Regions from separate parts of the Homo sapiens genome. Here region 2 is linked to region 1. Evidence: read pairs that join two places in POLR2A ChIA-PET (ENCODE). Cell type or tissue: PC-3. All regions are shown on one strand. Each heading gives the region's core, and the rest is flanking DNA. Links, peaks and the distances in the headings are about the cores only.

Region 1 (5,391 bases), core at 62-5,061:
CCTGGAAAAAATTAAAGAAAGACAAATACCAAAGAAATCTGGGAAATTGCTGGAAATGAATGTGCATACAGATGTCACTTTTCTGAAGGCAGTTAGATTCTTGAGTTTCAGTTCACTCATCATATTAATATGTGCCCATTGCCAAGGATATATGCTTCCAAGAAAATAAAGGCAAGTTTCTTGGCATCTGTGTCTCTACATCCTGCTGCGGAAAACTCATTAAAGAGCCATTCTTGATGGCAACAGGAAATGTAAATGAAATGGACCCCTTTTTAGTATTTGGTTGAGACGGTCCTAATGTTTGGTGGAGTCGTTAAACCTTCTCCAAGCAATATTCACAAAAATTAATAGAAGTTGTCAATTCTCAGCATCATTAAATTTATGTCAGTAGTCACCATTGGAGGGAAATGGAAGTCACATTTGCATTGCAGAGTGGCGTCAGTAAGAAACTAAGGCTGTGGCTCCACTTTTCAGGGATGGGAGGGTTTGCACAATCTCTTTACTAAGTTTTTAATCAAGTTGCTAGTCCACTCTTTCTTTTATGGAGCCATAGAAGTGTCTGTAATGAAAGATTAAAATGGTCCTGTGCAGTGGTTTGCAGTAGCTATGCCCAAATAAAATATGACGGCTCTCTCGTCGGGCCTATATGTAAGCAGAGGGAGCTGCTAACAAGCTGCATTATGCTCTCTGTTGTGCATACTGATTGCAAATTGTGTGGGTTACCCTGGATGCCATAAAAAAAGGTGTGTGTGTGTGAGTGTGAGTGAGAATTTCTTTCCCCCAAATGATTATGCACCTCATGAATAGCAAGCAATGGAGCATCGATGCTCAGATTTCCTGTAGCAGAGGTAACACACACACACACACACACACACGCACACACACACACGCACATTTACACACTGACAGGCTAATGGCTACTTTCCCAAAGAGTGGTTAGAAAGAAGTAGTAAATGGGACTGTGTTGATGCCAGGAGAAGACCCGGGCAAAGATCAAGATACCCAGCAACATATCGGATAACACATAATTGGCGGGTCACAGCCAAATGAGTGTAGTCATGCATCTCCGGGCAGGCCTTTGCTGGCGATAAAGACACTTGTAAACAATTCAGTCCCAGAACATGGCAATAATATGTTGATCCGGCGTGTAATGAGGTGTTCCTGGAATCAATAAGCAGTCATGGAGAGCAGGGAGCAAGGGCAGCGGCTGTCTTTTTGATGACCTTTCCTCACCACCAAGGACCTCATCTCCCCTGAAGAGGACTTTTCTCATTTTGCAGCAAGCTCCGAGTGTCAGAACTTCCATCCGCAGCCGGCAAATGAACAGCCAGGCCCTGCATGCTAATGAAGTCCAAGCTATTTTGCACCTTTTCATCCGCACATTATGCTCTTGACTCTGGAGAAGGTGGGAATTAGGCCGGACCCCGGTGTCAGACTGCCTGATGGCTCGGCTCCGGAAAACTGGTAATTGAAGCTGATGACTGATGCGAGGGAGGCCTGAATTTGGAAATAAACAGTTTCAAGCACTGCATGTCATTTCTAGAGAAGACTGCTGAGAGAATGGAAATGAGCTTCGTTTCTTGAATCTAATGCAGTTTCTCAGCAGGAAAAACACCGTCTTTTAGACAACAATGCCAGTCATTAAGATTTAAATGTTCTGGCGATAATAGAAGAACTGGCCTTCCTGTTCACAAACAGCACTTATGTAAATGTCTTTCAACACCCAGATCTTCATTTAATCCACGCCCAAGAAGATAACTGTGTCGGAAAGCGGAACCAAATGCAATTCGGAGTCTATAAATATCGTTCATAAGAAGAGAGAGGAAAACAGTAAAATTGTTTGCCAACATATCACATAGCATTGCCTGTCAGCGCAGGAGAAAACAGCAGCTCTCTGCTGAAACAATGGAAAGACATTCAGACGTCTACATAAAAACACACTGAAGCTGCACTTTGACTGATTATTTTTGTATTGCTGTATTTCATTACAAATAATATGCTACCCTTTTAATGTGGAAATGGCATAAATATTTCCTACCTTATATGCGGAACCCATATTTGGACAGTGAATCCTCATGTTTAATGTTGCAGGAGAAGCCCAAATCTAGACGCCTTCGCTTGTAATCTTTTCAAATAAGCTATTTTATCGAGTATTTAATTTTCTCTTAACATCACTAGGTTGTCACAAAACCACAGACTAAACATTGCAAATTGTTTTAGTCCCATCTCCCCAGTCGGCTGAGATTAATTGGACATTGTTTGCTGTATGCAAAAAGAATGACTCATAACCCAAACATAGGCTTTTGCGTTTTAAGAGGCTTTAAAAATCATTTTTACTAGACATCCCTCCAGCCCAATTCTTCCTGTGCAGGTAAAACACCTTCAGGGAGAGAATTACGAGCCCAGCGAAGAGAAGAAAGAGGCCACTGTTATTTATCATGGCAGGCCCGGGGTGATTCATGAATAACCATCGGTTTGCTTTTTTCTCGTTTCCCTTCCCTACCAGAAGTGAGGTTTTGATATTTCAAGCCTTTTTCAATTTAATGGTGACATACAGGATTCTCACAGGCAGTCTCTGGTTTGTTAGAGACATCAAGGATATCAGCACAACTTGAGAGAAACCGAAGGGTGTTATTGTCACTTCAGTTTAAAGGTAGCAAACCTATCTTGCAAAGGATCAACACTGAATTATTTCAACCTTTCAAAAATATAGATAAATAATACATTTCTAATAGCATACTTGTGGATACTAGATACATCAATGAATATTCAGCAATCCTTTGCATGAAATATATGAAACTCAATGAGAAAAAGGTTAAATCTTACACACATGCACACACATACACGGGCACACCTACTCCTCACTGTGACAATGTTGCTCCATTCTGACATTATTCCTGTGTCTCATGGGGTCTCCTATTACTTAATGGCTAAAAAAGAGGAAGAAAATTGGGGTCGCTACAATCTGATAATAATAACCACAGGGTTCTCTGTGCATGGGTTACACATACACTAGGAATGCAGTATTCGTATAGTGATTCCTTCCAGGTTCAGAGCACCGAACATGTTGATTTTTTTTTTGGAAAAGCTTTTATGTATATTTCATCATTGGACTCTCATCACAAGCCCATGGCTCAAAGATCTATTTTATTAACATTGTAAGAAAAGGGAAACAGATAGAAACTGTTATTTTTCTAAGGTCAATAGCAAATACAACAGTGAGGCCAGAATCAGAACTTTCTGTTTGTAATCATTTGACATGTTGTTCTTTTCTATAAATCCACATTTCCCTGTGTAGATACTATCAATAAAGAAAGTTATGCTGTGTTAGGCTATTTCTACTTTTATCTTTCACAAGCACTACCTTTTCTATTGCTGTTATGAGGTTGAAATTATTCCTACTTCCAAGACTTGCAACTCCAATTGTCCTGAGAAAGAATAGCTGGAGCAAGATTTCTCCAGTCTTTATTGGCCACAGATGGTGACTTCTGTAGTAATAGTATAGCGTTTGTGTGGAGAGTGTTACCTGGATGAGAAGGAATGACTCAGCATAGCTTTGGTTCAAATCCTGGCTCCATCACTGTATCAGTAATAACAGAAATGCAGAGTGGGTTTGCTCACGTAACCAGAATTCTAGACGTAGGTAGACTAGGGTGGAGGAGAACAGGCCCCATGATGCTATCAATGTCCCGGGTTCTTTTTATCTTTCTACGCCACCTTTATTCACGGTCCTATAGTGACTGCGGCAGTTTCAGTCATCTCATCTGAAGGAGGAAGGAGGAGGAAGGGAAAGGCAAAAGAACTACTCCTACTTTCAAGGAGCCTTTTGGGAAACAGCTCCACCCTCAACTTGCAGCTGTAATGCATTGGTAACAATGTAATCACATGACCATTTCTACCTACAGGGAAGGCTGGGAGGTATGAATTTGAAGCTGGACACGTTGCTGCTCCCCTTAAAGTTTGGATTATTTTACTAAAGAAGAAGAGAACAGGTACTGTGTAATTAATTGGCAGGAGGAGTTTGCTGCCATAAACACTTGATGTGTGAATCCACGCTAGTTCCCTAGCTTCTAAGCCTCAGTTTACTCATCTGTCACCTGGGAAAAAATATTTGCTCGTTCCTCACTATTATATCAGGAATGAATTGTGAAGATAAAATGAAATAGTTCACGTAAAGTGCCCATTATAGTTCTGGGCACATAAATGTTAAGAAATGGTAATTTAAGAATTAAGGCATGAAAATATGTTCAGCTTTACTAGAGACTGGGGGAATGCAAACTAAAATGCCAACAAGATGTAATTTTTCTTTCCTTTCCAAATGACAAAAATTAAAGTGAACAACAATGTTTCATTTTGGCAAGGTCATGGGGAAATGGCACTTTCATAAGCTACCATTGAGATGTAACTGGGATGATGTTTTTGGAGGGTAAATTTGACAGCAGTCCTTCTTCTTTGTCCTTCCTCAAGCCACTCTAAGTAGATATTTGCACAAATTTATAGAGACCTGTCTGACAATGGTCTCTGAAGCACTGTTTGCAATAAGAGAAAGAAAAAACTGAACCCATTCAAAAGGGGAATGTTTAATTAAACCATGGCACATCCATGCCATGGCTCTCTAGGCAGCAGATTAGAAGAAGGGAGATCTGTTGGCATATAGTGGCAAGGAAAGAAGGAAAAGAAAAATGCCAAGATCCTGTTAAGCGAAAACAAGTTGCAAAATGACATGAAGAGAATGATGTCAAATTTTTAATTCATAATCCATACTGCCCCCAAATAACTTCTTTCTGTCTCTATCTCTATGTCTGTCTCTCTGTCTCTATCTCTGTTTCTGTCTCTCTCTCTACATATATAGTGTGTGGGTGTGGGTGTGTATATATATGTATACTATATATGTACTCTATATACTATATAGAGTACATATATACTATATATGTACTATATATGTACTATAGTACATATAGAGTGTATATATATACTATAGTACATATATACTATATATAGTACATATATAGTGTATATATACTATATATGTACTATATATAGTACATATATACTATATAGTGTATACTATATACATATATAGTGTATACTATACATATATAGTATACACTATATATGTATACTATACATATATATAGTATATGTATATATAGTACATGTATAGTATAGTATATGTATATATATAGTACATGTATAGTATAGTATACTATATATAGTATATATGTATATATAGTATACTACATATGTATATGTAGTATACTATATATAGTATACTATACATATATAGTATACTATATATAGTATACTATATATAGTATACTATATATACATATATATACTAGTGTATACTATATATACACTATATATGTACTATATATATAGTACATATAT
Region 2 (5,391 bases), core at 116-5,115, 58 kb after region 1:
GCAAGGCCGTTCCCTATCAAGTATGAGTGAGCGTAGCTGGCTTGTTTTTCTAGAGCCTCTGAGGAACCTAGCAAGGGGGTTGGGGTTTTGTTAGACCCTGAAGTGGCTGCAGGGCCTGGAGGTTGTGTATTGAGGCTGCAGGACACAGCGGGACTGGGCTGGGTGGGTGGAGGGCTGTCTACACCCCAAGCGAAGATCAGGAGGTTAAGTGGCTGTCAACACGTGTGCGTGCGTGTGTGTGTGTTGTGCGTGTGTGTGTGGCGGTGCTGATAGTGGTGGAGGTATGGAATATGGGATGAATAGGCAAAAGTGAGACCAGGAAGCAGAAGTAAGGGAAGAAAAAAAAGAGAGGTGGCAAGAAACCCCATTTATTCAACATATTAATCACCCACTGTGTACAAAAGAGCATTCCAGGTCCTTTAGGGCTGTAGTTCTCAAATCTTTTTAAGTAAAAAGATCTTGTTGGGTATGAAAATCCTATTATATAGAGGGCCAATGCATATATAATAATTCATGTTTTACTACTTCTTGACTAAAAAACAACATAATGTCCAAAAGTTAAAGCACCCCTGGTTTAGGCCCACATGTTAGAAACACTTCATGGGTGGGGAGAAATTAATTAAATGCAAATGTTGTAATAATTGTAATAGGCAACGTTTCTTAAATGTTTACTATGTTCCAGCCTCCTGCTAATTGCTTCATATGGACTGTCTCATTTAACCATCACGATAGCCCCCTGAATAATACCTGAAGCAGGTATCATTTCTATGCCTGTTTACAGACAAGGAAATTGAGGCTCAAAGATAAGTAACTTCCCCAGGTTTTCACAGTGAGGCAGAGACAGCTATGTGATGGCTAAGGCCCATTTTTTTCTTCCTCTTGAGCATCTAGCTAGAATATATTTCCTCATTGTCTTTGCAGTTAGATGTGGCCACATGACAGTTCTGACCAATGGACTATGTGCAGAAGTGGCTGTGAAAGCCTCCTCCACGATCCTCCGCATGCTCTGCCCTGATCTGGCAGCTGACTGCAGAGGGCCCAACGAGGAGTCTGAGGCCCAGGGAATGGTGCAGCCATAAGATGCAAGGAAACTAGAGTCCTGAATGATCACATGGAAAGCACCTCCCAACCAGAAACATCCACTTTGGATTTTGTGTGAGCAAGAAATAAACGGTTTTAAAAATTTAATTAATTAATTAATTTTTATTTCATTAGCTTTTGGGTTACAAATGGCTTTTGGATACATGAATAATTCTATAGTGGTGATTTCTGAGATTTTTGTGCACCTGAGCAGTGTACACTGTTCCTAATATGTAGCCTTTTATTCCTCCCCTACTCCAGCCTCCCCACCTCTGAGTCTCCAAAGTCCACTATGTCACTCTGTGTGTCTTTGTGTCCTCATAGCTTAGCTCCCACTTACAAGTGAGAACATACGTATTTGGTTTTCCATTCCTGGGTTACTTCACTTAGAATAACGGCTTCCAGCTCCATCCAAGTTGCTGCAAAAGACACTATTTTGTTCCTTTTTATGGCTGAGTAGTATTTCATCGTATATATACACACCACATTTTCTTTATGCACTTGTTGGTCGATGGGGACTTAGGTTGGTTCCACATCTTTCCAAATGTGACTTGTGCTGCTTTAAACATGCATGTGCGTGTGTCTTTTTCATATGACTTCTTTTCCTCTGGGTAGACACCCAGTAGTGGGATTGCTGGATCATATGGTAGATCTACTTTTAGCTATTTAAGAAATGTCCATACTGTTTTCCACAGAGGTTGTACCAATTTACATTCCCACCAGCAGTGTAAAAGTGTTCCCTTTTCACCACATCCACACCTACATCTATTGGTTTTTGACTTTTTAATTATGGACATTCTTGTATGAGTAAGGTGGTATCTCACTGTGGTTTTAATCTGCATTTCCCTGATGATTAGTGACGTTCAGCATTTTTTCATATGTTTGTTGGCTGTTTGGACATCTTCTTCTGAGAATTGTCTATTCATGACCTTTGCCCACTTTTTGATGGAATTATTATTTTTTTTTTTGCTGATTTGTTTGAGTTCCTTGTAGATTCCGAACACTAGTCCTTTGTCAGATGCATAGTTTGTAAATATTTTCTCCCTGTCTGTTGGTTGTCTGTTTACTCTGCTGATTATTTCTTTTACTGAGCAGAAGCTATTAAGTTTAATTAGGTCCCATTTATTTCTTTTTGTTTTTGTTGCATTTGCTTTTGGGGGCTTAGTCATGAATTCTTTGCCTAGGACAATGTCCAGAAGGGTTAAGAAATAAACTTCTATTGTGCTAGGTCGCTGAGATGTGAGGCTTTGTTTGTAATAGAAGCTGGTATTATACACCCTACCTATTTGTGTAGTTTGCAAACAGTGGAGCCAGGATTCACCCAGGCAGTCTGTGAGCTGAACTACCATGGCATACTACACATAGACAGTGACAACAAGAAAAGGAAGTAGATGTCTTTCTTAAATCTTCTTATTCCCATTCTTGGCACTTGTAAGAAAGGGCCTCATCCCATTATTTTGGCCTTTAAAAAGATGGTCAATTGTACACATGAGCAGATGCAGGAAAGGGAGGGGATGGCACTGGGAATTTGGAAAGGGAAGTGGGGTGCACAAAGGGGACTGAGGTGAATTGTGGTCAAGAAAGGTGAAAAGAAGGTACATGCTGGGGTGAGTTGCAGTTCAGTGTGACACCTGGTGGACCATGGGGCTGGGATAACTCTTTTTTTTTTTGCTAAATGATTTCCATTCTTTATTGAGATTCCCTGTTTGTTTTTGATTATGGTATTAAAAAAATCCTTTGAACATATTTGTAATAGCTGCTTTAAGCCCTCACCTGCTAATTCTAAAAATACTGTCATCTCTGGGTCGTTTCTATTGACTCATTTTTCTTCTGGTTATGGGTCACATTTCCCTACTTTGCTTGTCTACAGTTTTTGGATTGTATGCCCTTGAGTTCTGGATTTTGTTGAGCATTGAGTGTAGTTCTGGCAGGCAGTTAATTTCCTTGCCAATGAGTTTGATCCCTTGGAAGCTTGTTTTTTGAACTTTGTTAGGGTGGGTCTAGAGTAGTCTTCACTTTAGACCTCTAGTTGAGTCCTACTCCCAAGGTGTGGCTTTTTGGGAGTATTGACTCAATGCCTGGGACATTCATTGATGTCTCTCCACTCTAGCTGTTAGAACTCCAGCGTCTCTCTATCCTCTGTAAACTCCAGAATCCCCATCCAGCACATAGCTCCCCAGGGATTGTTCTCATGAATTTTTTCTTTGCACAGGTGCAATTTAGTCTTGAGCCAAAGGTTTAAGAGGATCTTTATGCAGATTCTGGAGCTCTTTTTGTGCACAACTCCATCCTTTTCAGTCTCCTGATCTCATACTTCAGCCATGTCAGCAGATCCAAACTGTGATGTTTGACTCCTCCTCTCAATGCAGCCACCATGGTCTGTTTGGTCTCCATCTCTCTGTACTGTGGTCTGGACAGTGTCTCCAGGTAGACAGCTGGGCCATCATTGGTCTCACCTTGTGTGTTTCTCTTCCCTCAGGGCCACAGTCTTGTGTTGCCTTCTAATGTCTAAAAATAGTTTTGTTAGTGGCCTACAGTGGAAGAGATAGTCTGGAATTTGGCATGCTGTCATGGCAGGAAGCAGAAATTATCTTCCTGTTGATCTGATGTTCTTAGATTTGGAAAGAGTCAGTTGCCTCTTCTACCCTCTTCATACCTACTCAATATCCGTTTGCAAGCAGGCTGGAGGGTACTTCAATGGGGGTCTTGAGGGAGATGCCCTCTATGCTGTGGATGGGATCAGGACCTCAGAGGGGCAATGAGTGTATATATCAAGGGGTTATGCCCTGTTGGCCGGAGTTTCTTGCTCAAGCCCCTTCACTTGTCAGGATGCAGGCAGCCTTTTTATTTTCCTTTTCTTAAATAGGGGAGTAGGAAAGAGCTAGGAGGAGTAGAAGGTTCAGACCAGGAGATCTGAGGACCATACCCAGTCACATCAGTTATACACTGTGGGATACTGGACCAGCCATTTAGACTGTCTTGACTTTCATTTTCTCATCTGTGAAGTAGGAGAAATGGTCATAGTGCCATACAACATCAGTGAGCTCATGGGTGTGAATGCAGCTTGTAAACCAGGAAGCCTCATAAACATGAAGAGTTTTTTCTCTCAAGGAATCCAGGTGCAGTATGTAGTGTGTGATTTGCCCAGGGCCCCAGGATCCCTTTGGAGAAATCCCAGATTGTGGAAAGAAGCAACTGGGAGAAAGAATAAGGGAGACATTTCCTTTCCCATCAGCCCCCCTCAGGCCTCATTGGTCCGTTTGTCCCTCAGGCCATAGTGAAATCACATGTGTCCCCTTGGGTGTGTGTGTAGTGGTGGTTATTGGCCCAGGAAATAAGCAGGCAGCCCTGAGGCCTGCGATTGCCTTGAGAGGCTTTCTGAGGTCTGCCTGGCCTGTGTCTGGATGCCAGGGCTGCTGGTCCCCAGGGTTCAGGCTGGGTGGCTTTGGGGACCTGCAGGAGAGGAAAGCCCTTCTTTCTGTGAGGTTCTGGCTTCTCTCCCATCCACCCACCCTACCCCTTAGGCTGCTGCAGAAGGTCAGGTATACAACTGTCTGAGAGGCCGGGTTGGGTAATCTCCTGTGCTCTGAGGCTGAACAATAGGGACCACCAGGGAGGGGCGCCAGTGTGGCCTCCAAGGCTGACCCCAAGGCTTTATCAGCAGGATAAGGCCATATGTCCTCATTAATCCAACATTTGGGTCACAGGGTGAAGAAGCGTATAGAGCCTGGCTAATGCCATGGCTTAACTCCCCTCCCAAATTATAATTATCAGTGGCAGGGGAAATTTAGTTATTAAGAGATGGTAGCGGGGAAGGCAGAAAACAAAGTAGATTTTGGAAAACAAACACATTTAATTTGCATGTAGTGTTCTTGAAAGCATAATGGGTTAATTTCAACATCACCCTCCCTTGCCCCAAGATTAAACAAGAAAGAGGGGGTGGAGTGAGAGAGGACAGTTTCTTTATGGAACTTTAGACTGTGATGTGGGATTTTGTGGTTTTCTCATTAACCTTTCTGAACCCAGGTTAGACCCACACCCCACTCCCAGTTGCATTTTTTTGGTTGTTGTTTCAAAAGTGAAATTTGAATCCAACTTAACATAATTGGACACCATTCCTAGTGTTCACAACGTAGCCCCGGAGCGGCTAGCTGGCATTCTTGGCTGGCCAAAAAATAAATAAACAAATAAAATCTGCCTTTGCAAATTAAAAAGATAATCAGGACATGAAGAGAATAAATAATTGAGTGGCAGGTTTTCAGGTCTTGTTATTTTAATTATGAAATCACTCTCCTAAAGTTCACTGATACA

What was found. ChIA-PET counts read pairs that join two places held together with the same protein. Peaks named below come from ENCODE experiments on the same cell type or tissue, not always from the same donor. Only the 100,000 strongest peaks of a DNase experiment are listed, where the experiment ranks them.
Region 2: POLR2A ChIA-PET joins it to region 1 with 5 read pairs; 2 of 35 experiments call an interaction of 5 or more read pairs at or near these places.

Annotation. Positions count from the first base shown.
Region 1 is chr20:21,086,545-21,091,935 of GRCh38, reverse strand. It overlaps a transcript of LINC00237 not described here. Among named protein-coding and RNA genes, the nearest start is that of LINC00237, 17 kb to the left of the region's middle. RefSeq lists an enhancer at 1,456-2,007. In PC-3, for the core only: no CTCF peak of the experiment used is centred there; a DNase peak (open chromatin) is centred at 2,335; H3K4me3 peaks cover 1,605 bases; H3K27ac peaks cover 1,209 bases; H3K27me3 peaks cover 2,528 bases.
Region 2 is chr20:21,028,808-21,034,198 of GRCh38, reverse strand. No RefSeq gene overlaps it. Among named protein-coding and RNA genes, the nearest start is that of LINC03083, 61 kb to the right of the region's middle. In PC-3, for the core only: no CTCF peak of the experiment used is centred there; no DNase peak of the experiment used is centred there.